Regions from separate parts of the Homo sapiens genome. Here region 1 is linked to region 2. Evidence: chromatin loops called from intact Hi-C (ENCODE). Cell type or tissue: sigmoid colon. All regions are shown on one strand. Links, peaks and the distances in the headings refer to the core of each region. The heading gives the core; the rest is flanking DNA.

Evidence for each region. Peaks named below come from ENCODE experiments on the same cell type or tissue, not always from the same donor. Only the 100,000 strongest peaks of a DNase experiment are listed, where the experiment ranks them.
Region 1: it touches region 2 in a loop (4-fold over the local background); 1 of 110 quality-filtered maps calls a loop at or near these places.

What each region holds. Positions count from the first base shown.
Region 1 is chr10:30,741,117-30,749,443 of GRCh38, forward strand. No RefSeq gene overlaps it. Among named protein-coding and RNA genes, the nearest start is that of LINC02644, 22 kb to the left of the region's middle. In sigmoid colon, for the core only: no CTCF peak of the experiment used is centred there; a DNase peak (open chromatin) is centred at 6,645.
Region 2 is chr10:30,801,098-30,809,424 of GRCh38, forward strand. No RefSeq gene overlaps it. Among named protein-coding and RNA genes, the nearest start is that of LINC02644, 82 kb to the left of the region's middle. In sigmoid colon, for the core only: no CTCF peak of the experiment used is centred there; DNase peaks (open chromatin) are centred at 2,974, 3,504 and 3,814; H3K27ac peaks cover 929 bases.

The DNA of each region.
Region 1 (8,327 bases), core at 1,992-6,991, 59 kb before region 2:
CCACCATCTAAACTTCAAAGTGACCAGGAAGTCACTCCCAGGGAGTGAGGGAAACATCTGTGATATTTCCTTTAATCTATTCTTTTCCTTCCTCAACACAATCTCATTAATGAATGGCCTCAGGCAGGGGCAAAAAGTGATCAGGGACATGTCCGAGAACCTTCCTTTGGAGCTATATAGGTCTTCACCTCGTATTAGGAAAGGCCAGGCTATCTTTCCCAACAAGTCAAGCCATTGAGGTCATGTCAGAGGGTCTTAATGAGTCAGAATGCTTGTAAACATTAAAAAAAAATTTAAATCTCTAATTCATCAGTATTGCTAGATCTTTGAAAGGTCCTAGACTGTCAACAGGTGATGCTATTATTTCAGGTTTCCAAAGGACATATGACAGTCAGCCTTCAGTATCTGCAGATTCCACATCTGTGGCTACAATCAACCATGGTTTGAAAATATTCTGGGAAAAAAATGGATGTTTGTGTCATACTGAACATGCACAGGCTTCTTTTTTCTTGTCATTATTCCCTAAACCATATAGTATAGCAACTATCTACAAAGCACTTACATTGTATGAGGTATCATAAGTAATCTAGAGATGATTTAAAGTATACAGAGCATGTGGACAGGTTGTGTGCAAATAGGACACCATTTTATCAGAGACGTGAGCATTTAAGGAATTTGGTACCTGCGGGGGTCCTGGAACCAGCCCCCATGGATACGGAGGGACAATTATACTTTTAATCTTATTTTGCGCACAATCTTTAAGGAGTTTTAGTTCTTGTTCTCCTCCTGCCCGTGATACTTGAGCCTCCCTTGCTGCTTGTCACACTGGACAGCCACCCCATCATCTAGCAGAACCATCCAGAAAAGGAAAACAGGACAGAAAATCAAGGTTCACAGAGACCTGCAAGTCCACCATGGCCATATCTTCTCTTGTCTCCGCCCTGTTCCTGCCCCTCCCTCCACCAAGGTAATTCCCTATTTGACTTCTCCTTAAATGGTCTCAAAGACAAGTGAAGCCCAACTTGTCCAATGGTGGACTTATGATTTCTTCCCAGCCCTCCCGGCCAGCTCCATGTGATTGATCCCTTCTGAGGTCCCAGTGGCATGCATGGCATCAACCTCCATTCTGGAAGTTGCCCAACAAGAAAACTGAAAATCATCCTTATCATTTCCTTTATTCTCATCACTCAAACCAATGCATCTCCAAGCACCAATCATTTTACCTCCTCAAGATCTCATAAGTCTACCCATAGTTCACTGCCTGGTCCACTGCCACCCCCTTAGTCCAGGCTGTGTTCATCTCTTGCTCTGAAAAGGGTGGAAGATTTCCCTTTGGATCTAGTCAGATTCTCTTCTAATCTAATCCCCATACTGCATCTATGATCATCTTTCCAAAATGCATATCTGGTCCTAGCACCTCTGTTTAAAGGCCCCCAGGGGCTCCCCATTGCTCTTTTAAAAACTCCAATTCCGTAAGAAGCCCATAAGGCCCTTATTCAAATGCCCCTGGTTCTCTGTGTTCAACCACACTGGCTCCTTTCAGTTCCTCCCACGCCCTGGCAGCCCTTGCACACAGGCCATCGCACAGGCTCTGTCTTCCATCTAGAATGATCAAATGCCACCACAACTCCCCTTCGTCTAGCCAGCCCCTGCTTTGCCTTGAGATCTCACTCAAACATCACTTAGTGAAAAACCATCTCTGACTGCTCAGTCTGGGCAGTTCCTTTAAGACAAACTCCCCTCTAACTTATTCTTTTCTTTCCTCAGAGCATGCATCCCTGTTTGCAATGACATATTATTAATGTGATTGCTTGACTCATTTCTGTGCTCATTGTTGAGCTCCAGTGCCTAACACAGTGTGTCCTTAACAAATCCTGACTGATGAATGAATGAATAAATGAGTGAGTTAAAATATTGGGTCCTTGATTCCTCTTCTGATATTCTAAGATTTATGGGATCCCAAAATTGGTCAAAGCCACACGTTCCAAATATCCACAGATATATGTTGTCGGAAGCACGGAGTATTTCAAAGCTACAGGTCACCAACAGGAAAGCCATCACGCAAATGTGTGACACTCAGTCATTCTCAGGCACTTGGAGGAGAGGTCACAGATTGGGAGAGGATTCGGGCCTGAAGGCTTTTTGAGCTAATCCAATTCAATTTGGATATCACACCTGTCATTTCAGCATGGCTCCCACATGGCTTTGAAAGAGTGGTAGGGGCATTTGGGGTTATCACAGGATCAGAAAGCGTCCTACTGTCATAGGATCAGAAAGGGTCCTACTGTATTCACTAGGAGGGCCAGGGAACCTAAAAGGGCTTCAGTGTTGGGGCAATCCCATGCAACAATCCCATGCTCTAATGCTAGTTGCACTTTGGTGAGAAATACCAAGAGGAGTTTGGGTGGGGAAGGAGTAACACAATTACTTGTCCCCCTAAGCAACACTCACGATTCTAAGGTATTGAGCATGCTACAGCATGAAATAAGGAAACAGCTGTTTATGAAGGTACAGGGAACAAGGCAGTGGTCCCACAGCTGCCCCATTCTGGGATTCCCAGTCTGGTGCCAAAGCAAAACCCACACAGTCTGGACTATGGCCAGCACACATGCATGCACACAGATAGACTGTGGTTGGCATGTGCACACACACTTGGATGGGCATGGCTGGCACACACACACAAGTGATGCCTGTGGCTGGCACCCATGCATACAGGCACACACACAGGTGGATGGGTGTGGCTGACAAAGGAGATGGTGTTAATGGAACCTCCTTGATGAGGACGACCTCTACCATCCTTGCCGTGGCTTCTTTCCGGATAGACCTGGGGGTGTAGGGCTGGGTCTCATGGAGCCTCCAACCAGGGTGGATGTAGATCACCAACTCCAGCTCCAAGGCCAGGTTCCTTTCTTCTTGTATGTTGTTGTTGTTTTTAAGCACAAGACCCATTCTAGGCAACAGAGGCCCAGTTAGGATTTGCTTCACCACTTTATCTTGCATGGATAGAGATTTAATTAATCCTACCAGGATTCAGAGCTATTTTATGGGATATCCAAGTCTACTATTTCTCTCCAATTTATGATGAACTCTAAACCAAAACATATCCAGTACACTTCTTACATCTTCTTTCCAAGATGTGATCATCATAAATGATGCTCTTTAGAAAATTCCCTGGGCTCAGCTGACCCTGGTTTTCCTTCGCTGTATTTCCCCAAGATCATCTGATCATAAATAGAACTGCTAAGAAGTTCCCCTCCCATCCCCTTGTGACTGCAGAACCTTACAGCATGATATAATATAATATAATATGATATAATAGTCCAATATCCTGTATAAATTCTTCTAGTCTTTATAAGAATTCTGCTAACTTCCCTGGCTGAGGTTCTTCAACAATCCCATTGTTTCTTTCTCTCTGATAACAAACATAATGTATGTTTATGGTAGAATATTAGGAAAAGCACAGAGGAGAAAAATTAAAGATCAGGCCCTCTCTGAACATGCAGAGATAGTCACTGTAAATATTTTGGTGATTCTTTTCCTCCAAGCATACACAGTGTATCCTTCTCTTGTAAAATTGAGATCACATGATACAATGTTTTTTAAGTGACTTTTTGCATTAAGCAATGGATCCAAAACACATTCCACAACATGATTTGTGGGACTGTGTATTGTCACATTTCATGGATGTCTCAATACTTACTTAACCAGTCCCCTTATGCTGGACATGTGTTTTCTGTACAAATTTTGACAGTGCAAGTGGTGCTGTACTCAGCAACTCTCCACTAACTTTTTTCCTTAAAACAAATCCTAGAAGGAGGCTGGGCGCGGTGGCTCACACCTGTAATCCCAGCACTTTGGGAGGCCGAGGCGGGCAGATCACGAGGTCAGGAGATAGAGACCATCCTGGTAACACGGTGAAACCCCATCTCTACTAAAAATACAAAAAATTAGCCGGGAGTGGTGGCAGGCGCCTGTAGTTCCAGCTACTTGGGAGGCTGAGGCAGGAGAATGGCGTGAACCCGGGAGGCGGAGCTTGCAGTGAGCCGAGATCGCACCACTGCCCTCCAGCCTGGGAGACAGAACGAGATTCCATCTCAAAACAACAACAACAACAACAACAACAAAAAAAAAAAAAAAAAAAAAAAAAAACAGAAAAAAACAGAATAAATCCTAGAAGGGAAATGGCTGAGTCAAAGGAGATAGGATTTTTTGTTTGTTTTTTAGAAACAGGTCTCACTCTGTCGCCCAGGCTAGAGTGCAGTGGTACGATCCTAGCTCACTGCAGCCTCGTACTCCTGGGCTCAAGGGATCCTCCCGCCTCAGTCTCCTGAGTAGCTGGAACTACAGGTACACACCATGACATCTAGCTTTTTTTTTTTTTTTTTTTTTTTGAGACGGAGTCTACCTCTGTCGCCAGGCTGGAGTGCAGTGGCGCAATCTCCGCTCACTGTAATCTCTGCCTCATGGGTTCAAGCGATTCTCATGCCTCAGCCTCCCGAGTAGCTAAGATTACAGGCATGTGCCACCACTCCCAGCTAATTTTTGTATTTTTTTAGTGGAGACGGGGTTTTGTCGCCATGTTGCCCAGGATGTTATCCATCTCCTGACCTTGTGATCTGTCCGCCTTGGCCTCCCAGAGTACTGGGATTACAGGTGTGAACCACCACGCCCGGCAGCAAGATGGATTATTAACTCAATCTCCAGCTCCTCAGCTCTCCCCAGAGCTTGGAGGGCGAGGCTGAAAGTTCCAGGTTTCTAAACAACGTTTGGTCTTTCTGTGACTAGCCCCCATCCTGAAACCATCTGATCTGCCCGCCTCAGCCTCCCAAAGTGCTGGGATTACAGGCATGAGCCACTGCGCCTGGGCAACATCTAGCTAAATTTTTAAACTTTTTGTAGAGACAGTGTCTCACTATGTTGCCCAGGCTGGTCTCAAACTCCTGCCTCAGCATCCCAAAGTGCTAGGATTACATGAGCGCCCACAACACAGGTTTTGATACTTACTGCCAAATTGTTTTTCCCATGTCTCATAACAGAATGTACTTTTACAAGCAGCCTGTACAAGTGTCCATTTCACCAGACACTTGTCATCAGTGAGTGGTGGTTTCTTTTCTCTTGTCTCTAATTTTAAATGCAATAGTACACGTTCAATATAGTGAAATCCATCTTCAGACTGCATCGCCGTCCTGAGCAGCCCACAGATGCACAAAAGACAGCACTTCTGAATAACCACAGAAATAAATAGACGTATTTCAAGGCAAATGGAGTGCTGAAATAGGTTTTGTCAACCAAATGACAGAGCAAAACTATTTTTTTCTTTTGAGACAGGGTCTAACTCTGTCACCCAAGCTGCAGTGCAGTGGCATGATCTCTGCTCACTGCAGCCTCACTTCCCAGGAGCAAGTGATCTTCCTGCCTCAGCCCTACAAGTAGCTGGAGCTACAGTCATGTGCCACCACGCTCAGTTCATTTTTGTATTTTTTTGTAGAGACGGGGTTTTGCTATGTTACCCAGGCGGGTCGTGAACTACTGTGCTCAAGTGATCCACCCACCTTGACCTCCAAAAGTGCTGGGATTACAAGCGTGAGCCACTGCATCCGGCTAGAACAAAACTTTTTTTTTTTTTCCAGACGGAGTTTCGCTCTTGTTGCCGAGGCTGGAGTGCAATGGCGCAGTCTCGGCTCACTTCAATCTCTGCCTCCTGGGTTCAAGCAATTCTCCTGCCTCAGCCTCCCAAGTAGCTGGGATTACAGGCATGCGGCACCACTCCCAGCAAGTTTTTTGTATTTTCAGTGGAGACGGGGTTTCACCATGTTGGCCAGGCTGGTCTCAAACTCCTGACCTCAGGTGATCCACCCACTTCGGTCTCCCAAAGTGCTGGGATTACAGGCGTGAGCCACTGCGCCCGGCCACAAAACTATTTTTGTTCACACATTACAGATGACAGTGCGAAGCGTGGTCCTACCCCTATGTTTAAAATAACCTATTAGTGAGCAACAATGTCCCCAGCACTTATCACTCTTTCCACTCTGTTTCTGGTGGCATAGGCTTCACACTGCACAGGGTCACATTTTCAAATCTTATTCCAAGGTTTGTTCTCCCACCGTCTTATATCTCCTAGTTCTCACTTAAGGTCCTGCCAACTTATAGCTTTCTATGTCTTCCCTAAGCTGGGGAAAAAGGCAGGGTGGTAATGAAAGTTCTTGGCTGGGCGCAGTGGCTCATGCCTATAATCTCAGCACTTTGGGAGGCCAAGGCAGGCGGATCACTTGAGCCCCAGGAGTTTGAGACCAGCCTGGGCAATATGGCAAAACTCTGTCTCTACTAAAAATACACACAAACACACACACACACACTTAGCCTGGCATGGTGGTGCACGCCTATAGTCCCACCTACTTGGGAGGCTGAGATGGGAGGATGGCTTAAGCCCAGAAGTTTGAGGCTGCAGTGAGCCGTGACTGGACCACTGCACACCAGCCTGGGTGACAGGGCGAGACCCTGTCTCAAAAAAAAAAAAAAAAAAAAAAGACCTGGCAGGAGAGCAGTGTGGACACTGTCCTCCATCAGAGCGAAGGGTGCGTCTGCTGTGTGTCTGCTGCCTCCCTAACACTGACTCAGGGGTTGGGGACCAGACACGGCATTTGGATGCAGGAAAATGCCGGTGACTCATCCTCCTCTCGAAGGCTGGGCCAGATCACAGCACACTCTTGAGGTGAAGGTACCTCATTTGAAATTCACCAAAAACTCCCAGCGTCTCAAACAGTTCCTTCCGTCTGAAAAGTTGTATAAGATTTGTCACAGTTGGCCATCGCAAGTTCCAGCTCTAGAATTTAATCATCATATTGAACAACTAATTTCTAAATTGGTCTGTGATCAAGACCGCTTTGTAGGACTATTAATTGCTTGAAGTTTGCAGCCAGAAAATATGCGACAGCCTAGATTTTATGGCTCGTTCTAGATAATAGTGACATATGACTGAGAAATGCATCTGCTTCCCAACTCCATAAATTGGATGTTGTTTATAATAATGTAGCTAGAGCAGTAACACTTTATCTTAAGAGCTGCTGTCCCCACGGAAAGTCATTATTCAGTGTACACTTGATAAATTGGTCATCATTCACAGGCAGAAGAGAAATTGATGTGTCCTGTTTTATTTACAGAGGAACAGGCAATATGTTATCTGCTTATTGGACTGATGTTTTTCCTACCAGAAGGATTATGTTGCCTCCTGCGTGTCACTCAGAGAATTTTGTCAATGTCATCAGTCTTAAAAGCTTTATTGCCCGGAGCATAGGAAAAACCCTTTCTAGTCCCAGAATGATTTTCAGAGGAAGACCTTGGAAGGAGATTCTCTTTAGATACAATTTAATTTCTTACTTCCCAAATGGAAAAACAAAGAGGAAATGATAAATGACCAAGATAAGCTTTGTTCCCAACACTGGCCATGTCATGACAGGCAAGGCCTGATTTCACTCCCCACCCCCTTCAATACAGAAAGACAACAGTTAACCGTGGTTCAGTAGATGCTGTGCTGCTGATCGAGGCTGGGCCTTCCAGCCCCATGGACAAGCATCCTGACAGTGAACTTAGCAAGCTCTCCCTGGAAATTAAAATCTAGCTGAAAGGAGAGCATGACATCACTGCAGGAGACAGAGCCGTGTCATGAATCTCCCACTCTGGAGGCTCTGGGCCCACCCCTGGGGTATAAGCACTGTGGCCTGTGTACTCTGCTGCAGCTGGAACCAGAAGGAAAGCATCCCGGGACCCTGGTTTCACTGATTCTCTTCAACAGCTACATGAACTTGTGCACAGTGTGCTGGCAAAGTGCACAGGAGCTAAGCATCCTTTGAGAATGGCAGTCAGGCAGGACCTAGGCTCTAAGTCACCCTTCTCACAAGGTCTCAGGCTCCTCTGAGGCTATGGAGACTTATCCTAACATCTAGTACTTTCCAAGCACTAGATTCTCATGATGTGGCTCTCAGGTCACACAGCAGCCTCACAGTTTTCAGCCTCTCTTAACTCAATATAGTAATTCCCTACTCCCACCCTCCCCTGTGCCTTTTAAAAGACAGGGTCTCACTCTTTTGCCCAGGCTAGAATGAAATGTTGCGATTACAGCTCACTGCAACCTCGAACTCTTGGACTCAAGTGATCCTCCCATCTCAGCCTCCCAAGTAGCTAGGACTATAGGTGCTCACCATGCCCATCTAATTTTTAAAATTATTTGTAGAGATGACATCTTGCTTTGTTGCCCAGGCTGTTCTTGAACTCCAGGCCTCAAGTGATCCATCCACCTCTGCCTCCCAAAGTGCTGGGATTACAGACAT
Region 2 (8,327 bases), core at 1,148-6,147:
TTTCTTTTGTGGGGAACAAAAGTGTTCTAAAATTGATTGAAGTGGTGATGGTCTCATGACTCTGTGAATATACGAAAAGCCATTGAATTGTGTACTTTAACCAGGCACATTGTATGGAGTGTGGTTTATATTGCAATAAAACTTTTTTTTTTTTTTTGGGGGGGACAGTCTCCCTCTATCGCCCAGGCTGGAGTGCAGTGGCATGATCTCGCCTCCCTGCAACCTCTGCCTCCCGGGTTCAAGCCATTCTCCTGCTTCAGCCTCGCCTCTTAATGGCAAGAGTTGTTCCTTTACATTCTTTGGATATTTGCTGGGTGTTACATGCACAAGTCATAGAACTCAGTATTGTGGGAGAGACACATTTGAGAAGGCATGGGCCCTTTAAGAAGTTCGAAGTTCATATTTTCAACATGTATGCTAGAAAGAGATTTAATATCCTAACTATATACAACAAGAGTTCTTAAAAATCAATAAGAAAAGAGAAAATATCCTTATAAAAAACAAAAGCAATTTCAGATGTCACTGGTATGAGTATTCATTTTCCCCACTTTCTTGGAGGGCAGTTTGATAAAACATATGAAACTATGTAAACTTTGGTTCAATAATTCCACCCTAAAGAGCTTCACCTCAGTAAGCAATTAGAGATGTGCAGAAAGCTTGAGTACAGTAATGTTAGCAACAGCTTGATTTGCAATACTAAAAATATGGAAATGGTTCATCCAGAGAATAGAATATTTTGCAAAAATATAAATCATGTTTTTGAAAAGTACTTAATGTCTACAAAAATATTTAGGAGAGAATACAGAAAAAGCAGAATATATATTACAATGCTTTGATACCAAATGTATCAGTAAAGTGTTATTGTAGTTTTTTGTTTGTTTGCTTGTTTGTTTTTTGAGACAGGGTCTGGCTCTGTTTCCCAGGCTGGAGTGCAGTAGCGCCATCTCGGATCACTGCAGTCTCCATCTCCCAGGTTCAGGTGATTCTCCTGCCTCAGCTTCCCAAGTAGCTGGGACTACAGGTGCCCATTACCACGCCCGGCTAATTTTTGTGTTTTTAGTAGAGATGGGGTTTTACCATGTTGCCCAGGTTGGTCTCCAACTCCTGGGCTCAAGCCATGTACCCACCTCGGCCTCCCTAAGTGCTGGATTACAGGTGTCAGCCACTGTGCCCAGCCTAGATTTTTATTTTATTCCTTAAAACCTTACATAATAATTCCATATTTATTTTAAAATCAGAAAAAACTAATTTTTGGAGGAAGAATATGAAGTCTAAAAGGAGAGCTAAGGCAAATACAAAAGTGAGCAGGACTGGGATTCAGCCAGTACACACCAGGAGACTCCATCATGTCTCAGGGTGGCCAAAATGACCCGTGGCCATTTGATTAGCTGGACCCTTGACAGATCATTAAATATATTTAATATCACTCATGCAAATAACTACGGTCAAAGGCAGGAAATGATAAATTTCTTAAAGCCTGGATAAAGTGTTTTTAAAAGTGACATTCCATGAAAAGAATTGTTTGGAGACCACTGACAGTGAAAATGAAATAGACCATCAGGCCAGGCGCGGTGGCTCACGCCTGTAATCCCAGCACTTTGGGAGGCCAAGGTGGGCGGATCACGAGGTCAGGAGATCGAGACCGTCCCGGCTAACACGGTGAAACCCCGTCTCTACTAAAAATACAAAAAATTAGCTGGGCGTGGTGGCGGGCACCTGTAGTCCCAGCTATTTGGGAGGCCAAGGCAGGAGAATGGCGTGAACCTGGGAGGCGGAGCTTGCAGTGAGCCGAGATCGTGCCACTGCACTCCGGCCTGGGCAACAGAGCGAGACTCTGTCTCAAAAAAAAAAAAATAGACCATCATACTCTAAAGACTTTAAAAGTGACTGTGCTTAAGAACTAGAAAAGAATCTTAAAGATCAAAAATGTCACAGGTGGAGAAAAGAAATATTCACCCACTCGTCCAAGGTCTCAGAGATAAGGTGGTGTTAAGTAATTGCATCCCCCAAGTTCATGTGTTGAAGTCCTAACCTCCAGTGCTTCAGAACATGACCTTATTTGGAAATAGGGTCACTGTTGGATGTAATTAATTAAGGTGAGGTCATTAGGACAGGCCCGAATCCAACTGACTGGCTGAATATGACTGGTATTCTTACAAGAAGGGAGAGTTTGGACACAGACACAGACATGCTTGCAGGGGGAACATGTGATCACGAAGCCAGAGGTTGGGTTGATGCTTCTACAAGCCAAGGAATACCAAAGATTGCCAGCAAAGTACCAGAATCTAGGACAGTGGCATGAAACAGATTGTCCCTCATGGCTCTCAGGAGGAACCCACCATGCAACACCTTGATCTTGGACTTCTGGACTCCAGAATGCTGAGACGATCAATTTCTGTTGGTTAACATCCTGGTCTCTGGTGCTTTGTCATGACAGCCCTAGCAAATGAATACAGGTGGGAAGCAGAACTGGACTCAGGTGAGCTGACTCTCAGCCCAGCATGGAGGTCTTTTAACATACTCCAACGTCTAGTAGACATTTCCTGAGTAAATAAATTCTTGAACCCTCTCCGGATGGAGATTTTTGTGGTTTTCATGTTCAGGACAGAACTTACTCTGAACTCCAAGCCAAGCTGAGATCGGAACTTGGACTGGAATTGAAGGGTCCCGCGGGGCTTAGATCGCCAGGTTAACCCATGAGGGTGGAAATGGGTGCTGAAGGTCCTCTCACCTGAGTTAGAGGCAGCAGGAGGGCAGCCCCTGAGGCTGTGGGATGTGGCCTTTGAAGCCTGCAGGTTGCCCTCCAGTGTAGGGTTTTCTAATGAAGACAGAAACAGCAAGTGTTGACCACACTCTTCTCCCAGGCACTTGGCAGCTGTGCTTGCATTCCTCCTCCAGGCCCAGATGTCTCAGGCAGGAACGCTGGGTCCTGGACTTTTAATTCAATCCAGATTGTGTATTGAGTCCTCTTACCATTTGGGCATGAAAAGGAGATGGAAGGGACAGTGTCTGGCTTGGGAAAGCTGACCTTCTGCCTGTGAAGCAAGACCCATCGCCCAGCCTGATATGCAACAGCAATACATCACATATGGGAATCTCACCTCCCACAGAACAGGAAGAGGACGGGACGTGCAGAGGCATGATGTGTTGGCATCATCAACAGGAAACTGACACTCCTGCCCTTGTGGCCTCCCGATACTGTCCTCCATGCTCCAAACTCCCTTCGAAGCAACTGGAGACCCAGAAGGTCAGAATCATTTACGAAATTCATGTCTAAAGGCCACACTGGAAGGTTCACGTTTTAGGATGAAACAAAACAAAACAAAACCCTAGGACCCAAATTTCTTTAACTTGAAGCCAGGGAAGGAGATGCACCCAGCACATATGAGGTGCTGGAGCTCCATGATTGGCAGCCTCTGGGCCACCCCCGGCAGGGCCCTGTCTCCAGCAGGCAGCCTCCTGTCTGTGGTGAGGACTCCTCCACAAAGGACATGTGCTCTCCAGTCCTCAACCCACGCCTGCGTCACCCAGGGTACCCAGCCAGGACTCAGACCAACCGTTTTATGACCCACAGAAACGTTGAAAACAGTGTTTCTCCAGAGCAGCTTTAAATGCAAACAAAAGACTCTTCTAGAAACCATTGCCTCAAGCTGTATGAGGCAAGAGGAAAAAAAAAAAAAAAGAACAGCTCTCAAATTAAAATCCATGATACATTTTGTACATAGATTGTGGTTTTATAGTCACTTTAATCTTCCTCCCCACTAAACTCCTCCAAAGATTTGAACATCAGCCGAGCCAACACACAGTTGCACTTCTAAGCAACACACTTGTAAAACCAGACCCTGGATGGTGTCCATAACAGCTTTGTAACATCTCCAAAGCAAAGGGTGACATGATACATTGAAACAGATCCAAGTAGCCATTACTATGTTTTGTGTCAAAGAGCTGCGTTATTAAAGTCTTGGAACTATAAATCAGAACAGTTGCATGTTGGGGCTTCCTGCTCATCTCCATGTCCCACGTCGGCACAAGTCATTCCAGGGGTCCTGAAGGCTGCCCTGGGTCCACCCGGTATCTGCTGGACAGCTGAGCCCATGGCCTGCATTGTCACTGCTGGGGTGGTTGGCATGGAGCAGAGTGTGGCCCTAGTGGATCAAGGTGAGCTTTCTACAGGGCCCCGGCGCTTGGTGCAGACTTCACAACACCAACATTTTCCAGATTCATCCAGTCCCCCATACCAAGCCCTCAGCGTGCGACTGACCTAAGACTGACAGGAAAAGGCATTTTTGAGCCAGGCACGGTAGCTTGCGTCTGTGATCCCAGCACTCTGGGAGGCTGAGGTAGGAGGATTGCTTAAGGCCATGAGTTGGAGACCAGCCTGGGCAACAAAACAAGACTTCATCTCTATAAAAACTAAAAATAAAAAAAAATTAGACAGGTGTGGTGGTGTGTACCTGTAGTCCTAGCTACTCAGGAGGCTAAGGCAGGAGGATGGCTTGAGCCCAGGAGTTCAAGGTTGCAGTGAGCTATGATCACAGCACTGCACTCCAGCCTGGGAGACAGAGCAACACTCCATCTCCAGAAAAAAAAGGCAGGGGGGCATTATTATTTATTTTCAAAGTCTCAAGTTCAATCAAAAAGAACTGTGATTCTTGGCCTCGCCTTTGCTCCTTCTCTTTTCTGAGGCAAGCCTGGGACCCATGGGCCAGATCAGCTTAGCAAAGCACCTGTTGGACAAGGAAAAATGGAGTTCATCTCCATTTTTGGCATCATAATCTAAGGGAATCGTGTTAGCATTTCACTAAGAGCTAAAATATGACCTGCAGGTGGAGTGAGTTTGTGTGCCCCTCAGTAAGAGAGCAGGGGCTTGGGAATCCAATGCTGGGGTGGAGGCCTGACTCTGTCAATTTGGCGAGTCACCTCCTCATTCTCTCAACAAGCCCCTGGGAGGCACACACCCCTCAGTAGCGAGGAGGGGTGGTCACTGTAAAGGGCTGTGGAAACACTTGTCTGAGGTCCTACCATCACCCCAGAGCTGACCTTTGTTTCATTTCTGTGCATCTCCCACTCTGAAAGGCCCAGGACGTGGATTCTAGATTTCCCACCAATTTAAGCACGACACAACGAGGTCTCACCTAGGAGTGGGCCTAAGTGAAGTAGGGACATCACATTTGTTGTCCCTGATGGAGCATGAAACCACCTGGGACACTGAAAACATTTGCTTGCAAAGGGGCCTCCTCACCCCAGGAAGTGCTCAGGGGCAGGCAGCAGCCCAGCCTTGCAGGGCCTCTGTGGGGTAGGAGGGGAGGCACTGGGAATTCGAGGACAGAGGTCCCCTATGCTCAGCCAGCTAGAGACATGGAGGGCAGAGGAGGTGCTGCCTCAAGAGTGTGACAGGTCACAGAGGGACAGGCTGACCTGTCCCCTGACCACCCACTCCCACCGGGCAAGTAGAAAGCCTCACCTTGGAGTTCTTGAGCTGTTTCCAGAACACTCCTGGTTAAAAAAACACATTAGGGCAGTGGGAGGTGTGGATGCTAAGACTCATGACAACAGAACCTTAGAGCTGGTGTGTTTGACTGAAGAGAATTCCCCACCGTGGGGAGGGAGCAGGAGAGGGGACAGCAACTTTGTCTGTTCAGATACAACCTCTATGGGGCCTTGGGCCCTGCCAGGAGGGTGCAGGCTCAGCTGCACCCTGAGAGGGTAGAGGATCACTCGGGGAGCACGTCCTCATGGTGAACAGGCATCTCCTATACCCTGGCCAACCATTGCATCCAACACAGGGAAGCAAGTGGCCAGGACAGCAAGGACTGGGATGCTGGGGAAACCAGTATCCCCAGCATTAGGAGTAGAAAGTGGGCCTCCAGGGACCCAAGATTCCAGATGAGACACAGCTCCCTCATCGGTTCTCTTCCAGTCCCCCTGGTGACATCAGAGAAAAGCCTCTGTCTCACACTAGTGTGTCCCTGGCCAACCTTCCTCATCACTGGCAGGAGCAGATCCTGGGCCTCCAGGCTCCAGCCGGCAACAGCTGCATTTGAATGACATTGTTTTGTCTTCATTGCATTTTTAAAAAAGCTTGACTGAGGTGTAACTGACATATGAAAGAACTGCACTTATTTAATATGTGCAATTTGGTGAGTCTGGACATACACAAACACCCGCAAGATCATCACACTCGAGGTCATAAACATCCATCACCTCCAAAAGGTTCCTCGTTTTGGGGGGCTGTGTCTTGTTCTGTTTGTGCAGTAAGAACATTTAACGAGAGTACTCTCTTAACAATTTTTTGTGGTTTTTTTTTTGACCAAGTCTCACTCTGTCACCCAGGTTGGAGTGCAGTGGCATGATCTCGGTTAACTGCAACCACTGCCTCCCAGGTTCAAGTGATTCTTCTGCCTCAGCTTCCTGAGTAGCTGGGACTATAGGCACCTGCCACCGTGCCCAACTAATTTTGTATTTTTTAGTAGAGATGGGGTTTCATCATGTTGGCCAGGCTGGTCTTGAACTCCTGACCTCAAGTGATCTGCTGTCTCGGCCTCCCAATGTTCTTGGATTACAGCATGAGCCACCATGCCCAGCCTACTCTCTTAACAATTTTTGTAGGGGCACAATGCATATATTAATTCTAGGCACTATGTTGAACAGCAGATCTCTAGAATTTATGTTGTATTTTTAATGGTCTGACAAATGACATTACTTTTCACATTTAGCGTATCATAGGAAACTTTTAAGTAAACCGATTTAAGTAAAATGTCAGTCAATTTTTTTTAAAGGTTGAATAAACAACAGACTATAGGTGGTAGTGGCCATGGCGAAAATCATTAAAACTGTATGTGGTAGAATGAGGACACAGCACAAATAATGACCCTGAACGAGTGAAGTTTGGCAAAGCTCTGGTGGAGGAAGGTTCTGGAACTGGAGCCAAAAGGCCTGGTGCAGCTCTTTTCTGCAAAGCCCCCACGGAAGGCCTGATTTCTCTGGGCCTGGAAGTTCGCTGTAAGAATGAAACAGGAACATGGCCTTTGTGTTCTCCTGGCATAATGACCAGCCTGCATCAGGAACCTAATCTATGTCATTTAATTGGAATTTATATCAGTTATTGGGGTCGTGGTAGCTGCTGATTGATAATAGGATGATATTGACAATATGAAGTGAAGTAATACAAACACCAATGTTGAAGCCAATTGTCCTGGTCCCTGGTCCCCAGGGTGGCTGTCAGGCTGACCACCTTCTAGCTGGAAATTTCAGCCCCAGGGCCACACATGGACACCGTGGGTTGGCAAATTATCTCCCAAGGCACAAGCTGCAACAACAGTCGAGAAATACAATTAATTGTTATATCAGGTATACAAGCGCAGAAACCCGAGCCATGTCCCTCCCTCAAGTAAAGAAGCTGAGAGAGAGGAGATAATGATTTAGTCAAAGAAAACCAGCCGACAGCCGCACTGTGCAGAAGGAAGCAGGATGGGGAGAGGTCTGTCTGCTTTTTTCTTTTTGGACTCCATAAAGAAAATAAAACACACGTGGGAAGTCTAAGCTGGACTACCAAGTAGCCTGAGTTCCAATTAAGGATGTAAATCTAATGCTTTTTGGGTCTGGTATTGAAGAATTTATGATGTTCTGAAGACAAGATGTTGATCATTCCTGTTAATCCCTATTTCCCCCAGGAGAATCCAATGGTCGGTTACTGCTCAATGTTCCCTGTTCCAAAGGGTCCTAGTGACTCCACCAAAGGAAAAAAAAATGGTTAAAACAACAGGTGGCCTATGGGATTTGCCTTTAATTAAATACTCCAGAAGGCAGGAATTAACTTACAATTTGACCAAAATGAAAGAAGCTCTAGTTTAATTGGATCCACATGATGTGTGCCTTTCTTCTTTTTATATGAGCCTTCTCTTGGTTTCTGCTTTCTTTGCTTCCTTTGCTTCCTTTTTTTTTTTTTTTTTTTTGAGATGCAGTCTCACTCTGTCACCCAGGCTGGAGTGCGGTGGCGCCATCTCGGCTCAGTGCAACCTCCACCTCTCAGGTTCAAGCGATTCTCCTGTCTCAGCCTCCAGAAGTGTTGGGATTACAGGCGCGTGCCACCACACCTAGCTAATTTTTGTACTTTTGGTAGAGATGGTGTTTCGATATGTTGGCCAGGCTGGTCTCAAACTCCTGACCTCAGGTGATCTATCTGATTCTGTCTCCCAAAGTGCTCGGATTATAGGCATGAGCCACTGTGCCTGGCCTGCTTTCTCCTCTTCTTACCCTTTCCTTGCAGGCTTCAGTTTGGGTGCAGTTTCTTCTGGGAGTTCTCCAAGTCTGGTCTCAAAAAGTCC